Regions from separate parts of the Mus musculus genome. Here region 1 is linked to region 2. The links are chromatin loops, found by intact Hi-C in ENCODE. Cell type or tissue: heart. All regions are shown on one strand.

Region 1 (8,000 bases), 84 kb after region 2:
AGCACTGTCTAGTTTTTCTGCTGTCTGACTTCAAACTCTAAAGTGGGAATTTCTGGTTTCACTGGAGATTCAGTAGTGTCATATGATGCTTTTCTGAAAATTGTCTTATGAGAGGATGTTTTGCTGAGAACAGATACAGAGTGTTTTTCTGGAAGCTGTCTAGTGAAGGGCTTGTGGTGTTTTGCTGAAGTGAACGTTTGAGAGAACATGTGGTGTTTAGTAAGAGTATATATAAGTATAACCCATCAACAGTGGACTACACTCTGACACTGGTTTGCTTTGCTGGTCTTGACCAATGACACTATTGCATTGGTTTATCTTGCTTTCTTATCTCATCTTTTCTTGTTATGACTTCATAGAGAGAAATGCACAAAAGAATTTCTGGTGGTGGTCTGGCTGCTTCTTGCCACTTCAGCAGACCTGGGCCTATTGGTGGAGCCTTGCGGCTTCTGGATCAAGCTACTGCTGCTGATTCATGTTGGTGTTTGCTAGTGGACTGGACTGCTGACAATGAAGATTGGAATTGCCCCCAAAGAACTACTTCTAAACAGATCCACGACCCCTTTGTCCTATCTTTCCTGATCTTTTGTCAGTGGGTTATATGAGAGGTCAAAGTGTTTAAGAACTCTTATTGAAGTCGATTTTGAAAAACATAAGCCTACAAAAGTCTCTTCTGTTTCTTAATTGGGTTGTTAGCAAATTTCTGAATAGTTTTCTCATATCTCCTTCCTCACAGTTTTTTCTTCTCCCCATCTCTCTACCTTACTCCCTGTTTGACCCTTTCCACATCTGATATTACCCCTCTTGACTCTCATTTTACCTGTGTACTATAATACCTCCTCCCTTAAGACCACTCTTCCCAAACACACTGCCTCTTTTCAATGTCTATTCTCAAGTTTCCTGGCTTCTGGAGGTACTCCAAGTTAAACACATAAAACAGAAGACCTGAGGCAAGGATCTAATGAGAGAAAAGATACAGCATTTGTATCTGTGGCTGGGTTACCTTGCTCAACATATTTTTTTTCAGTTCCATTCATTTTCCTACAAATTTCATAGTTTTGTTTTCTTTTTAGCTATAAAGCATTTCATTTGTGTTTATATAGCATATGACATCAATAATACCAGTGTCCACTCTTCAGTTGGTGGACAACTAGGCTGTTTTTACTTCCTAGCTTGTATAAAGAAAGCTATACTGAACAAGAAAGTCCATGTACCTCTATAGTAGGACATAGGCCCTCCGCTGGTACTGTTTTGTCAACTTGACACAGCTAGAGTCATTTGGGAAGAGGGAACTTCAATTGAGAAAATGTCACCACCAGACTGTCCTGTGGGCAAGCCTGTGGGCATGATACATTTTCTAGGTTAATGACTGATGTAGGAGGGCCCAGCTCACTGTGGGTTGTCCTGGAGAGTATAAAAGAGACAGGCTGAGCACATGATAAGGAACAAGTCAGTAAGCATCGCCCCTCCAGGTTCCTGCTTTAGGACCCTGCTCTGACTTTTCTGGATGATGAACTACAAGCTGTAAGATGAAATAAATCCCTTCCTCCCCAAGTTGATTTTGGTCATGATGTTTTATCACAGCAATAGAAAACCTGACTAAGAAAGATCCTTTGAAGTATGTGCCCGGGAGTGGTGTGGCTGGGTCATGTGGAAGATTTCCTCCTAGTGATTTAAGGACACTTCAGACTGATTTAAAAAGTGGCCGAACTAATTCACACTCTGACTAACAGAGTAAAAAAAAAAGTGTTCATCCCCGAGTACCCATGCCAGAGGCTTTTCATTATTTGACTTCTTCCTTCCTTCCTTCCTTCCTTCCTTCCTTCCTTCCTTCCTTCCTTCCTTCCTTCCTTTCTTTCTTTCCTTCCTTCTTTCTTTCTTCTCTTCCTAATTTGATTTCTTGATGATGACCATTCTAAATGAGCTGAGGGGAGAATCTTAGAGTAATTAATTTTTCCTTATTTTTTTAATTTTAATTAAAATATAGTTATATTACTCTCCCCCTCCCTTACTTCCACATAACCCTTTCATGTTCTCTCCCTTCTCCCTTCAACCCTCTATGTCTCCCCTTACTACCTCACAAATTCATGGCTTCTTTATCTTTGATTATTGCTACATATACATATTAAATCAATTTAGTTTCACTTGTAAATACATGATTTAAGGGTTGACTAATTAGTAATAGATCCCTGGGAAAGGCTAATTCTACTTTTCTCAGTGGTTGTTAATAGTTGCCTGTAGTTCTTTGTTTAGGGCTAGGGCCCTGTGAGATTTCCCCTTCCATGTTACCGTATCCATTAGTGTTGTCATTGTCTGGGTCTTTTTAAGGAAGCCACATTACTGTGGTGTCATGGGTGTTATTTCTCTGTCACTCTAGAAAATACACTCTCACGGCAGAGTTCCAGGTCTTCTGGCTCTTATGACATTTCTGCCCCCCTCTTCTGCTAAGATCCCTGAGCCTTAGGTATATGAATTGTGCTAGAGATTTATCAGTTGGGATTGGACACCTCATGGTCAGTTGCTCTCTGCCTTTTGACCAGTTGTGGGGTTTTTTGTTTGTTTGTTTGTTTTTTTGTTTTTTGTTTTTGTTTTTGTTTTTTTTGTGATGGCCTCTATCTGCACCAGAGATTGTTCATTCTTCCTGATGAGGAACGAGAGCTACACTTATATGTAGGTATAAGGAAAAGTATTTAGGATGCAGTTAGGAGCAATGCCAGCCTAGTAAAGTGGCAGCTGTGAGTTCTCTGAGATCCATAGTTTCACTGGTACTGGATAGCTGGCTAACTCTCCATTGTCCATCTCCCTTTGGCAAAAGGGACTTTCCCTCCTATTTAGCAAGCCTTAAATCCAATTAGAGAGCTGATGGTTGCTACTGAGATACGAGTGCTGCTATTGCAGTTTTAGGGACATCTTGCTATGCTGGTCATTGTTGTGGTTTGCAGGCATCACAGCTGGATAGGGTTATTGATGGCCTCACTACTTTGGCATCTTTTATAGCAACTTTTGGTACTATAAAAGCTGGTCTTCGAGGGAGAGGGGAGGCTTTCAGGTTAGATCCAGCTCAAATCTTCTGAGTCCTGTGTCTGAAATATGTGGTGTCTTTGACAATAGGGACTTACCTTCAACAACACAACTAAAGGCAGAAGCAATAGCTTATTCTTTTGGGGGGAATTTATTGAACTCCCTTGACTAACAACTCAAACTGGTTTCTCATGCCTGCTGCTAAGATCCTTGCTAGATGGTCTATAGTTCTTGTCAGCCCAAGTAGCAGAGCTTCATTTACTACTTCACACAAATACACTTATGTGTTATATGTGAGTTTAGGTAAAGATAATGTTTCCTCAAGGCCTTTTCAAATATCCTTAGTATTATTTCCCCGTTCTTTCCTGCCCTTCTGTATTGACCTCTGTTCTCCACTTCCCAATTAAAGCCCACTCCCCAGTTTCCCCATTTCCCCCTTTATGTCTTCATTTCCTTACTGGCAAAGGATACTAACCCCTTAAATTAGAAGTATTTTCTAGTCATTTCTAATTTTTTGGAGAACTTTCCATTTAGTTCCTTGGACCACTATTTAGTTGAATTCATTATTTTCTTGGGGTTTAATTTGATTTCCTGTGCATTCTAGACAATAATCTATCAGATGTGTACCTGACAAATATTTTCTTCCATTTTGGGAGCTACCTTTTCACTTAACAGCTAATTTTGTTGTACAGAAATGTTTTTAGTTTCATAATATCCCAGTTGTCAAAGTTGGTCTTATTTCCTGTGATATCAAAGTCCAATCCAGAAAGCCTTTACCTATACCTATATGTTAAAGCACACTCCATACCTTTCCCTCTAGAAGTTTCAAGGTGTCAGACTTTGTATTGCAGTCTTTGATCCATTTGGAGTGGTGTTTTATGCACAGTGATCTACAGTGATCTAACTTTAATCTTCTACATGTTGCACATCTTCTCGTCTAGCTCTGTTCATATCAGGATAAGCATTAGAAAAAAATAAGTAAACATTTACATTTGGACATTATTTTGCTGTTGATGGTATTAGTCTTCATTTGAAGCCAATTGTCTTTTTTATGTTCAAATGTGAAGGGCTCATTTAAGTAAGGGCATCTTTGAGATTTCCTATACTCATATATAACCACAACCTTACCTGAAAAAACTCATCATAATTGTAATCTTCAATCTATTTTTAAAATATATCTGATCCTCCTTGAAAACTTAAAATTCCATTTCTATATTCTCCACATTTTTGAAACCAGTGGTTTGGTAAATAATACATCCCAAAGGTTTTTCCCAATAATCAGTAGGGCATTCGATAGACACAAAGGTAGATAATGAATGACTTCCGAGAGACTAAATCCCAAAATAATTTTTGGCTCTTCTGCAACATTCCAACTGTCCACAATTATGAAGTTCTCATCAGTCAGTCAGTCTTCTCTAATATTTAAATAGATGTAAACTTTTTCAAAGAATTTTGATCCCCAATTTTTTCACCAAAACCATTTTGACAATTCCGTTTTTTGAAAAATAATGTAGAAATGCATCCCTCAAAAGCTTTGACCTTTTAGAGACTGACTCTTGAAGAGGTGGCAAAGGAGGGATTGGTATAATGTGGTGAATGGGGCAGCTTGCAGCTGGCCTTCCAAAAGTCCTTAGAGATGTCCCAAAGTTCACTTAGCACAGCACCTGCTCCTCCAAATCCCCTTTCCCATAAGTCTTTGGGTTCCTGAACTCATGTTACATTCCTGATCCCAATCTACTTCTCTTGTTCCCTCCCCACCTTCTAGAACCTTCTTATATATTTTGTTCTGAGTGCCTTTGTCTCTCTTCTCTTCAGAGAAACCCCCACAGACTGTTACTTCTGATTCAGAGGCTACAGTTGTATGCTCAGCAAATTTCTGTAAGAGCTACACTCCTATTGGCTAGGAGTAAAGAGAATTTAGAGTGCAATTAGCTAAGTATAATCTAGTGGGCAACAAATCTTCTGGGGGGACTGGTGAAGGAAGAGGATCACACAATCTAATCAGATTTGAAATTCTGTTAAGATCCGATTAAAACCCAAGAGCACATACCTGAAAGACACTTGCATTTTAGGCATGGACGTAAGGGTCCTTACTGGAAACTATAAAAAAGAGGTTGACTTCATTTTCAGCTCGAGGGACTCTGACCTCTGTGCAACACTGGGCCACAAACACTTGAGAGCCAAGGAGCTTGACAGGGTGACAGGCACGTCTGTTAATTGCTCTTCAGTGGCTCTCCTCCTCCCCCTCCCCCTCTCCCTCCCCCTCCTCCTCCTCCCCCTTCCTCCTCCCCTTTCCCCTCCCCTTCTTTTTCTTCCTTCTCCTCCTTCTCCTTCTCCTTTTCTCCTTCTTCTCCTTCCCTTCTCCTTTTCTCCTTCTCCTTCTCCTTCTCCTTCTCCTTCTCCTTCTCCTTCTCCTTCTCCTTCTCCTTCTTCTTCTTATAGCCAGAGACATTTCTATAGACAGGGTGTCAATGTGTTTGCACTCTCAGCAAGGATATATAAATAGAAGTTGTGGGGTAGTTTTGGAAAACTCCTCAAAGGAAAGGACCGACTCAACTGGGAAGCATTTCTGTTCTTCCTTCTTTATGCTTAGCACAAGAAGTTTGTAGCTGTAGCATTGATAATAGAAGGCATAAGTGAAGAATGACACATTCTAAACTAAAAGAAGTCTAGAACATTGAAACAAACAGAGCAAGAAATTATTACTATTCTAAACATATGTGCATCAAACTCTGATGCACCCATTTCATAAAAAGTATACTACAGGAATTAAAGACACAGATTAACATCAAACACCATTAATAGATGATTTCAATACTCTACTTTATCTAATAGACAGGTCGTTTGGGCAAAGAATAAACAGAGAAACATCAGAATTAAATGGCATTATACATTAAGTGGACTTAAGAGATAAGAATATTCCACCCGGACACCAAAGAATACATATTCTACTCAGCAGCACAGTGACGCTTCTCTAAAAGAAAACATCGTGGGACCAAACGGAAACAAAAACTAACTAACAACGCGTTACCCAGTGTATCCTTTCTGACCATAATGCAATCAAACCTAAAACAACAGCAAGCAAAGCTATAGGAAGTAACAAAGTTGTGGAGACTAATTAGCGAACTACTAAATGATGGATGGTTAAAAAAGAAACCAACAAAGAAATTAAAAAGTTCCAGGAACTAAATGAAACCAAGATCACCCGAGCCAGCCCTCTGCAGCACATTAAATGCAGTCTGAGAGAAACGTATAGCTCTCAGCGCCTACATGTAAACATTAGGGGGAACGGGAATAAACAAATTAATGGTGCAACAAAAATTCGGAAAAACAAGAACAAGCAACACCTAAGTCAAGTAGATGGAAAGAAATGAAAATTTAGGCAGAAATAAATGAAAGCCAACCAAACAAACCCAAAGAATCAGTGAATCTAAGAAATGGTTATCTGAAAAAAATAATAATAACCCAACTAAGCAAAAGAAAGAAAGACAGGATCCAAATGAGCAGCATCAGAAGTGAACAGAGAAGTAATACAACTGACACAACTTCTTTAAAAACCTGACCACCACTAAGATGAGAAGTCTAGAAAGAAAGAAAGAAAGAAAGAGAGAGAGAGAGAGAGAGAGAGAGAGAATTTCCAGAATCAGTAAAACCACAAAATTAAGTCACCAATCTAAACAGATTCATACATAATTGAAACAACAATGAAAACCTTTCCAACTCAAAAAGCCAGGGCACAGGTATGTTCATAGCAGAATTGTAGGAGGTTTTCAAAGACTATCTAAAGCCAATCCTTCTCAAACAAAAAGGAAGAAAGGAAAAGAAGCCTTTCCTAACTCCATCTAAGAAGCCATTATTTCTCTAATATCAAAGACAAATGCATAACAAAAGCAACAGCATAAACTATAGGCCAATAACCCTGATGGTCATAGGCTCAAAAATCCCCAATAAAATAATTGAAAACTAATTATAAATAATCACCAAAGAGATTATCCATCATGACCAAGTTGGCTTCATCCCAGAGATGTAGAGGTGGTTCACCATATACAAGTCAACAAATGTAATAAATCATATAAATGGTTATCTCAATGGATGTAGAAATGGTCTTTGACAAATTCCAACATGCCTCATGATAAAAGTTCTAGAGAGAGTTGGACTGAAGGGGACTAAGCATGATGAAAATCTATGAATGAGAAGCACACAGCCAACGGTATCATAAATGGTAGAAAACTTGAAGTAATGCCTCTGAAATTAGGAGTGAGACACAGATGTCCACTGTCCAGTCTCCCTTTCAGTGCTGTGCTTGGAGTTCTAGCTGTAATAATAAGGTAAGAGAAGGAAACTAAAGGGAGAACATAGGAAAAGAAGTCAAAATATCCCTATTGCAGATGGCATGATATTACAAAGAATAATGCATTATACCTAATAGTCCCCAGTTTTCTACCACAAAACTGCTAGAAATGATCAACAATTTTAGCAGTGTGGCAGGATATCAGTGTATAAAAATCGATAGCTTTTCTATATAGTAACATACAGAGGAAGAGATCATAGACATACTCGTTTACAATAGCCTCAAAGAAAATAAAAAGATCTAGTAGTAATAAACTGAACCGAGGATGTAAAAGGCCTCTACAATAAAAACATTAAACCTCTCTGTGCATCCAAACCTAATCCCCGCCCCCCCACCTCCCCCCCCCCCCCGGTGATGGGGGGGGGTGCNAAAGAACACCANCTGCAGCCTTCCATCCCACACCACCCCCTTCCCACATCTCCTACGGATCTCATGGACCATCCCCTTCTATGCCTCCCCACCCCCACTCTTTGACACATCCCAGTCTCCATCACCAGCAGGTATGCCCTGTAAATTCACCAGCTGAGGAGGCCAGTAAAACAGCAACATTACTCTCTGAAAATCAAGAGAGAAAACAGAAACTGAAGAACAAAACAAAGACAAACTCAGAAATCAGCACCCAGACCTA
Region 2 (8,000 bases):
AAGCACATTTTCATGTGTTTGAAAGGCAGCAGGGATGCAGAGAAAGGACTAAAATAATGTCTGATGATATCCTGCCTTCTGTGATTTCTTTGCTTTTCGCTTCAGTTTTTTTTTAAATTAAAGATTTGGTTTTTAGTGTGTGTGTGTTGCTTGGATATATATGTTAGTGCACCACTTATATGCTTGCTGTTTGATAAGGGCAGAAGAGGACATTGGCTCTTCTGGAAGTGACGTTACAGACAGTTCTAACAGGCCACATGGGCACTGGGAACTGAACTCAAGTCTGCTGCAAGAGCAGCCAGTGCTCTAACCACTGGGACATCTTTCCTGAAGTAGAAACTTCTAGTTCTTTGGAAAGTTAGATCAAATGATGTTTTCCTGGGGCACACAGGTGAAGGGATGTCTTACTATAAAGCAAACAAGTGAAAGACTGTTTTCCTGAAGCAGACACAGGTGAAAGGATGCTTGGCTATAGCAGACACGTGAAAGAACTCATCTTGACGAAGGAGTATAAATATGACCCCACAGACAATGGGAGATGAGCACTGAGCTTTGTTTTGCTCCACCTTGCTATTCTTCACTAAAGACATTAATGTATTGGTTCCATAGCATGGTTGGGCTCAGCTTGTGGTAACACAGTCATTGAGAGAAGACACTCGGCCAAGAACTGCTCTTGAGGTCCCAGTGGCAGCTTGCCTCAGGCCAGTTGGGGAGCCTTGTGGGTCCTTCAGGATTGAACTATGGTTGCCGGTTGGTGCCTGGTGTCTGCTTGCTGAAAGGACTGGACTGTAGCTGCTGGTTTGTGCCTGGTGTCTGCCTGCCTAGAGGACTGGTCTGCAGCTGCTAAGTCATATTTGCTATGGGCCTGAACTAGTGCCAGAGAAGATCAAGATCACTCCTGAAGAACCACTGATGAGCAGGTCCACTTCCCCCACATCCTAATAACTTTCCTCTACCACTCCCTCTGCTGAGTGGTGGGCTAGAGGAGAGATTGAACCCTTATTAAAAGTAGATTGCAAAAAAATGTATGCCTACTCTTTCCAGCCTAGGGTTTGCTCTCCTAAAACCCAACCAAACCCAACTGAACCCTGCCCTGTTGTCTCCTTCCCGTGCTCTCCAGCCCATCCCCTCACTTCCTCCCTCTCTCCTTCCTTTCTCCATGTGTTCGTTGAAGAGATGGAGTCATTTGTTCCATAGTATTTCTGCAGTTTGCTGCCTGCACGCCTATGAGCAGGAAATAGTATTTAGAGACCATCTCTAGGCATGGGGTGCTTGTTCATGGCTGACTTTTGGTAATTATTCCTAGGCCTTTTCAGAGGACAAGCCTAGGAAAACATTTATTGTACTTAATTTTTAATTTTTATTAAGTTTATTTATTCACTTTATCTCAATATTAGCCCCACCTTGTCTGTTTCCACCCGGTACCCCCTCACACAGACCCTCCCCCATTCCACCCTCACCTTCTCCGTTGAGAGTGGGGAGCCCCTCCTAGGTACCAACTCCCTCCGGCACACCGGAATGATGCAGGAATAGGTGCATCCTCTGAGGTCATACAAAGCAGTCCCTTTAGGGGAGTGGGGTCCACAGGCAGGCAGGCAGGCAGGCAATGGATTCGGGGCGGGGCTTGTTGGGGAACCAGCATGAAGATCATGTTGCTCATCTTCTACATATGGGCAGCGGCCTAGGTCCAACCAATGCCCACCCTTTGGTTGGTGATTCAATCTCTAGGAGCCCCTGAGGGTCTAGGTGAGTTGACTCTGTTGGTCTTCCTGTGGAGTACCTGTCCTCTTTGGGTTCCTCAATTTTTTCCTCAACTCTTCCGTGAGACACCTGAGCTCCATCTAAAGTTTGGCTGTGAGTCTTTCTCTGCATTTGTTCCATTGGCTGCTGGGTGGAGCCTCTCAGAAGACAGTTATGCTAGGCTCCTGTCGGCAAGCATAACCGAGTATCATTAATACTGTCGGGGATTGGTTCTTGCCCATAGGGTGGGTCTTGATTTAGGGCAGTCATTGGCTGGCCATTCCCTCAGTCTCTGCTCCATCTTTGTCCATGCACATCTTTTAGGCAGGACACATTTTGAGCCAAAGGTTTTGTGGGCAGGCTGCTGTCCTTCTCCCTCCACTGGGAGTTCTGCCTGGCCATAGGACATGGCCACTTCAGGATTCCATATCCTCAACTGCTAGGAGTCTCAGCTAGCATCGTCCCCACAAGCCACCTGGGACTTCCCCCATCCCAGATCTCTGGCATGTCCTAGAGATTGCCTCCCCCCCCCCCTGCCCCACCTTGCCAATTTCCCTTCTCTCTCCCCTAATCCTCACCTCCTGCCCAGCCCCCCCCCCTCAGTTCCCTCCCTCCATCCATGTCAGATACCTATTTTATTTCCCTTTCTGGGAAAGATTCAGAAAACATCTATTTTTAAAGATTTAAAACTACTTACCATGAGTTTATATTGGTTTTTACAATGCAAAGTTAGATTTGAAGAATAACTTTTAATTTTGTTTTAGTCTCCTCTCTTCATTATTAAACCCTTTTCCCCCTCAAATGACATTTGCTATATTTACGTTTTGCTTTCGGGAGCTCAGGCTACAGCCTGCATCTCTAGCTGGTAATTTGGGGAAGTGCTACATATTTTTAAGAGATTTTGTTGTTGGGCAGGAGAGACAGCTTGGCAGTTAAGAGCATGGATTGCTCTTGCAAAGGACCCACATTTGGTTCCAAGTAACCCCTACTGGGAGGCTCTCCACCACCTGTAACTTTAGTTCCAAGGGAGCTGTTACTCTTTCTGGGGTCACTCACAAGTGGGCACCCCACCCCCACATAATTAAAAATAAAAAAAATACAAATCCTAAAACAAAAACAAAATAAAACTTTCTCTGAGAACCATTTGAGGTGGGTTCTTTTATCTGTAATGGAATTGTCATGGTGTAAACTGTACAAACAGGTGTGTGGGGACAATTCAATGTCTGTGCAGCCACCCACAATTACACCAGATGGTGTAGACGGCTCTCCAGGGAAAGAATAACAAATATTACACAGAGATAACCCAACTGTGATGGGTATACTTGGTAGTCAACTTGACTATATGTGGGACTAACTAAAAATGCAAGTCACTGGGCACAAGTGTGTGTGTGTGTGTGTGTGTGTGTGTGTGTGTGTGTGTGTGTTTAGTTAATTAGATCATTTGAGGTAGAAAAGACTAACTTATAATCCAGTTCACTTAAGGTCAGAAGACCAACTTTAATCTCTTCATGCATTCTTGTGGCCCACCCTGTCGTCCCCACAGACACTGAAGAAGAGGGGCATAGGTCTGGGTGGTCCCACCCTGTCGTCCCCACAGACACTGAAGAAGAGGGGCATAGGTCTGGGTGGTCCCACCCTGTCGTCCCCACAGACACTGAAGAAGAGGGGCATAGGTCTGGGTGGTCCCACCCTGTCGTCCCCACAGACACTGAAGAAGAGGGGCATAGGTCTGGGTGGTCCCACCCTGTCGTCCCCACAGACACTGAAGAAGAGGGGCATAGGTCTGGGTGGTCCCACCCTGTCGTCCCCACAGACACTGAAGAAGAGGGGCATAGGTCTGGGTGGTCCTGAGCTGGAGGCAGATGAAAGGCCAGAGGGGCCAGAGGGTTGGGGAGAAAAGCTGCCGAGGACTCCGGAAGGTGACAGAGGCCTGGCCTTGCTCCTGCCTCTGGGTTTATGCAAGAGGTCTCCCCTGTTCCCTCTTCAAATCCCTCTGACCCCAAACACACTTCTGTCCAATACAGAATTTGAGGCTGAAACTCATATAGTAGTCATAAAGAGCCAGGAGGGAGAGCCACCTGTGTGGAAACTGGTCTTGTCCTGGGTGCCTAGGGAATCAGTCCCTGAGGAGGAATGGGTTTTATGATCCGGGCTTTGAAGAATACGTAAGAGTTCACCAAACAAGTCTTCCTGCCACCATTTCTCAGATGATCTGTCGCCCCATGCTCCATAGAGAGGCCTTTGCCCTGAACCAGGCTATGGGCCAGCAATGAAGCCTATCCAACACCCCCAAGCCTTGGGTACAGACCTGAGTGGAGAGTGACCCTCTCTCTCTCTCATTCTCCTACCTCTCTGTCTGCAGAGTGGCCCCTGTGATGTCCCACTCAGAGCTGCCATACCAGGTCCCACCTGCTCCTTGGCTGCAGGCTAGGAAAACCCTGTTCACCCAGAGCTGCCTGCCCCCTTTCACCCCACCCTCACTCACCCAGTGAGCACTAGTCAGGGTGAGAGGATCTTGGGCTCTGGTCTCTCTCTTGGTGACTTGGCCACCCCTCTCTCCTTGGTTCCCTCTCCCAGGCCTGAAGCACCCCATCCACCCAAGCCACTTGGCCAGCAAGACACTCCTACCTCTGTACCTGGCAGCTGGTAGGTGAAGGCTAGAACTGCTTGCTGGCCTGATGCTTGAGGGAAGCTGTGCACCTTTGTGAGAAGGGAGGGAGGATGAAGAGGAAATGGAAGGGGAGGGAGGGAGGAAAAAAGAGGAATAGGGGGAAAGCAAGGGAGGGGAAGAAGAAAAAGGAAAAGAAGAGGCAGGTTGTCACACTCTGACCCCACTTTTCCCTTCATGCTGTGCCCCCACCCCCAGCAGAGGAACCTGCGCAGCTGGATGCAGAGAATAGGCACAGGCACTCTGATACCTGTTCTGGGTATCTTAGCTTCCAGCAGCAGAGGCTCCGTAGTGCGCTCGCCCCATCGAACTTGCCTGCTCCTTGGGGTCCCTCACCCCAATTCTGACAAGAGCCCTGTTCAGTTAGCCTCGGTCAGCAGATGGCAGCTCTGGAGCTGCATCTCTGCACCTCCTGCAGCCCAGGTCCTGGTCCTGGTCCCTGCCCTCCCAAGGTGAGTTGGGCGCCCCCTGGCGGCCGCGAGGGAGACTCACCTGGACTGAGCTGTGGGCGAGGCTATGAGACTTAGAGGGGACCCTAGTTAGTACCCCATGGCCAGCAAGCTTTTTTTGCGTTGTGGGTCTCTTTCTCCCACTTCTTGCCTCCCCTCCACTTTGTCTCCTGCAGCATCAGGAGCCTGTGTGTGTGGAGGAATCGCCCAGTTTAGTGGCCTCCCCTCTGATACCGCTCCCCCCCCCCGCCCCGTAACCAATCCCCGCCCTTACAACTATCCCGCTCCCCCACACATACACACAGGCACTCACAAAGTAAAAGAGTAGATAATAAGTAAATGAGGAGAGAGAGGAAGGAGGTTCGGTGTTAAGAGAGCATTATGATCTGAGTGCAACCTCCTAGCACCACATAAAGAGCCAGACATGGAACTGGGTGGAGGCAGGATCCCTGGAACTTAGTAGCCCAGCTTCAGGTGGTAGACCCCATCTGAAGGGAATAAGACAGAGTGTGGCAAAGAAAGACACCCAATTCCCTTTCTCTGGTCTCAGAGCTGAGTCAGCACTACAGATAGGGCGGCGGGGGGAGGTGGGGGAGTAAAAATAATAAAAAAGGAAGAAAGGCAGTCGAATGTTGGGAAGCTCTGGAGTTGCCCCCTCCTTCAAGTGTGTCCTGGGATGACAAGACACCTCAGAGGGTAAGATGATGGTTATGCGATCATGGGACTGAATTCAGACGCTCTGTGCTCTAGTAACAAACTGCTCTGTAAGGGACAGGGACTGGAGGATGACTGAGGCTTGCTGACTGATAGTCTGGCCTGGAAAACTCAGCCTTGGCTTCACAGAGAGACCCTGCCTCTTATGGCTTCTACACAGGGTCAGGCACACACACACACACACACACACACACACACACACACACACACGCACACGCACACGCACACGCACATGCACACGCACACGCACACACACACACACACACACACACACACACACACACACACACATCTATATGAGTAATACACCCATGTGCATGACTCTTAGTTTTTAAAAGCAGGGGAGGGCTCCCCTGGACAGGAGAGATGGCTCAACAGATAAAGGTACTAGTTCAGTTTCCAGAGGAAACACGCAGGGAGGAAGGAGAAAACCCAACTGATGCTACAAGTTCACCTCTGACCTCCACAAGGGCATTGTTATTTCTCCTTTCCCCAGTACACAAGTAAATGTAAAAACAAGTTTTAAAAAATGAGTTCTTAGGTTCAGCTTTCCCTTTCTATCCAATTCCGGTAGTTCACTGGCAACACTGTGTCCTGGAGCAGTGGGGCAGGAAGGTTGCTCTGGCCTTGAGGCATGAGTGGCACCTGCTGGGGCTTTGGAATGCCCAGTGACTCTCTGCATGCACTGCCCCCCACCCCCGGGCCCCAGGCTGTGCACCTGGGACACTGCTAGGGTAGGAGGGAGGGGGTTGGCTGTGGGTCCATTTTTAGTGGAGGCCATTCGGGTCCAGAGACCAAGAAACTAAGAATCAATGAGCACCGGCTGTGTGTGCAGGAGGCAGAAGCTGGGTTGTAAAGCTGAAAGGGACTCTAAAAAGATTCTCAGGACTTCCATAGCCCAGACTGGTTCAGACCAGTCCAGACTAGAGAAGACCTTGCCACTCTGCGGTGCCATGTTTAGTCATCCAGAGGAGCTGTAGAATTCCTAAGAAAAGTGTGCAGCCACTGTATCAGAAATGTAAGAGTCACCCTTAGCTTCCATCTCCTTCAGTTCTTCACCAAACCTACACTCTCACTTTTAGCCCTAACTCAACTTCATCCTTTCCCCAGCTTGTCCATTGTCAAGGTCCTGGTCATATCCTAATCTGTGCCCTTGCCTTTGGGAGCATTTCAACCCAGTTTGGACCTGCTTGGACTAGTTTATTACAGTTTGGATGGGCTTTATCCAGTTTAATAGGATGTAGACAGGTTTAGACAGGCTTGGACTAGTTTGGACTAGCTTGATCCTGTTTAAGAGCCTGCCTGCCAAACCCAGACACTATTGTGATGCCAACAAGAGCTTGCTGACAGGAGCCTGATACAGCTGTCACCTGAGGGGCTCTGCCAGTGTCTGACAAATACAGAAGTGGATGCTCACAGCCATCCATTGGACGGAGCACAGTGTCCCTAATGAAGGAGCTAGAGAAAGAACCCAGGGAGCTGAAGGGGTTTGCAGTCCCATAGGAGGAACAACAATATGACATAAACAGTAACCCCAGAGCTCCCTGGGACTAAACCACTAACCAAAGAAAACACACAGAGGGACTCGTGGCTCTAGCTGCATATGCAACAGAGGATGGCCTAGTCAGACATCAATGGGAGGAGAGGCCCTTGATCCTGTGAAGGTTCTATGCCCCAGTGTGGGGGAATGCCAAGGCCAGGAAGCGGGAGTGGGTGGATTGGTGAAGGAGGTGGGGGAATGTGATAGGGGGTTTTTGGAGGGGAAACCAGGAAAGGGGATAACATTTGAAATGTAAGTAAAGAAAATATCTAATAATAAAAAAAAGAGCCTGCCTGTTTAATCCACTTTAGACTGGTCTAATCCAGTTTGGACCAGTTTAATCCACTTAATTTCAATCAAGATATCCCCTTTCAATATATGTCTAGGTTTGTATCACATTGACAAAACTGAACAAAGACGATTCCTTTTCGGTTTGATTATTTTAATTTTATTTTAAGGAAATCACATGTATAGTTTTTTTTCTAGTACTTTTCACATAAATTTGTCATTTCTATTAAATATATGTATAAAGCCTAAGAATATTTTGAGTGATTCTCTTGGACAGGCTCCATCTATGTATTATCCTAAAAGTGTATCCCTCAGGTGTCAGGTATGCTAGCATGCTTGCGATCTGCCTGGGTCATTTAGCGTCTGTGAGCTGTATACAGCGGCAGTGTTAGCTCAGCAGATTATTTACCTCTTGTGTAACTTTAGGAAGGGGAGGGGCTTTGGGAGGAGCTCCTGAAGGCTGGTGAGCCACATGAAATACCCCCTCCCTCCAGTAGGGGGTGCTCCTAGGCCCCCGAGGCTTAGCTGCAGGTGATTACAACTACTCTTCAAGATGGAAAATTTCACATTCACCTTGAAAGGAACAAATATACAATAACTT

The links. A loop is a pair of places that touch in the nucleus more often than their neighbours do. Peaks named below come from ENCODE experiments on the same cell type or tissue, not always from the same donor. Only the 100,000 strongest peaks of a DNase experiment are listed, where the experiment ranks them.
Region 1: it touches region 2 in a loop (2.5-fold over the local background); 23 of 42 quality-filtered maps call a loop at or near these places.

The regions. Positions count from the first base shown.
Region 1 is chr3:87,324,306-87,332,305 of GRCm38, reverse strand. No RefSeq gene overlaps it. Among named protein-coding and RNA genes, the nearest start is that of Cd5l, 30 kb to the left of the region's middle. In heart, no CTCF peak of the experiment used is centred here; no DNase peak of the experiment used is centred here.
Region 2 is chr3:87,408,219-87,416,218 of GRCm38, reverse strand. It overlaps Gm40084 (a long non-coding RNA gene), which reads right to left and starts at 4,809. Exons shown (of 3, transcript XR_867411.1): 1 at 4,659-4,809; 2 at 4,369-4,440; 3 at 1,432-1,925. In heart, CTCF peaks have their summits at 4,873 (motif pointing left) and 7,871 (motif pointing right); a DNase peak (open chromatin) is centred at 4,878; H3K27me3 peaks cover 325 bases.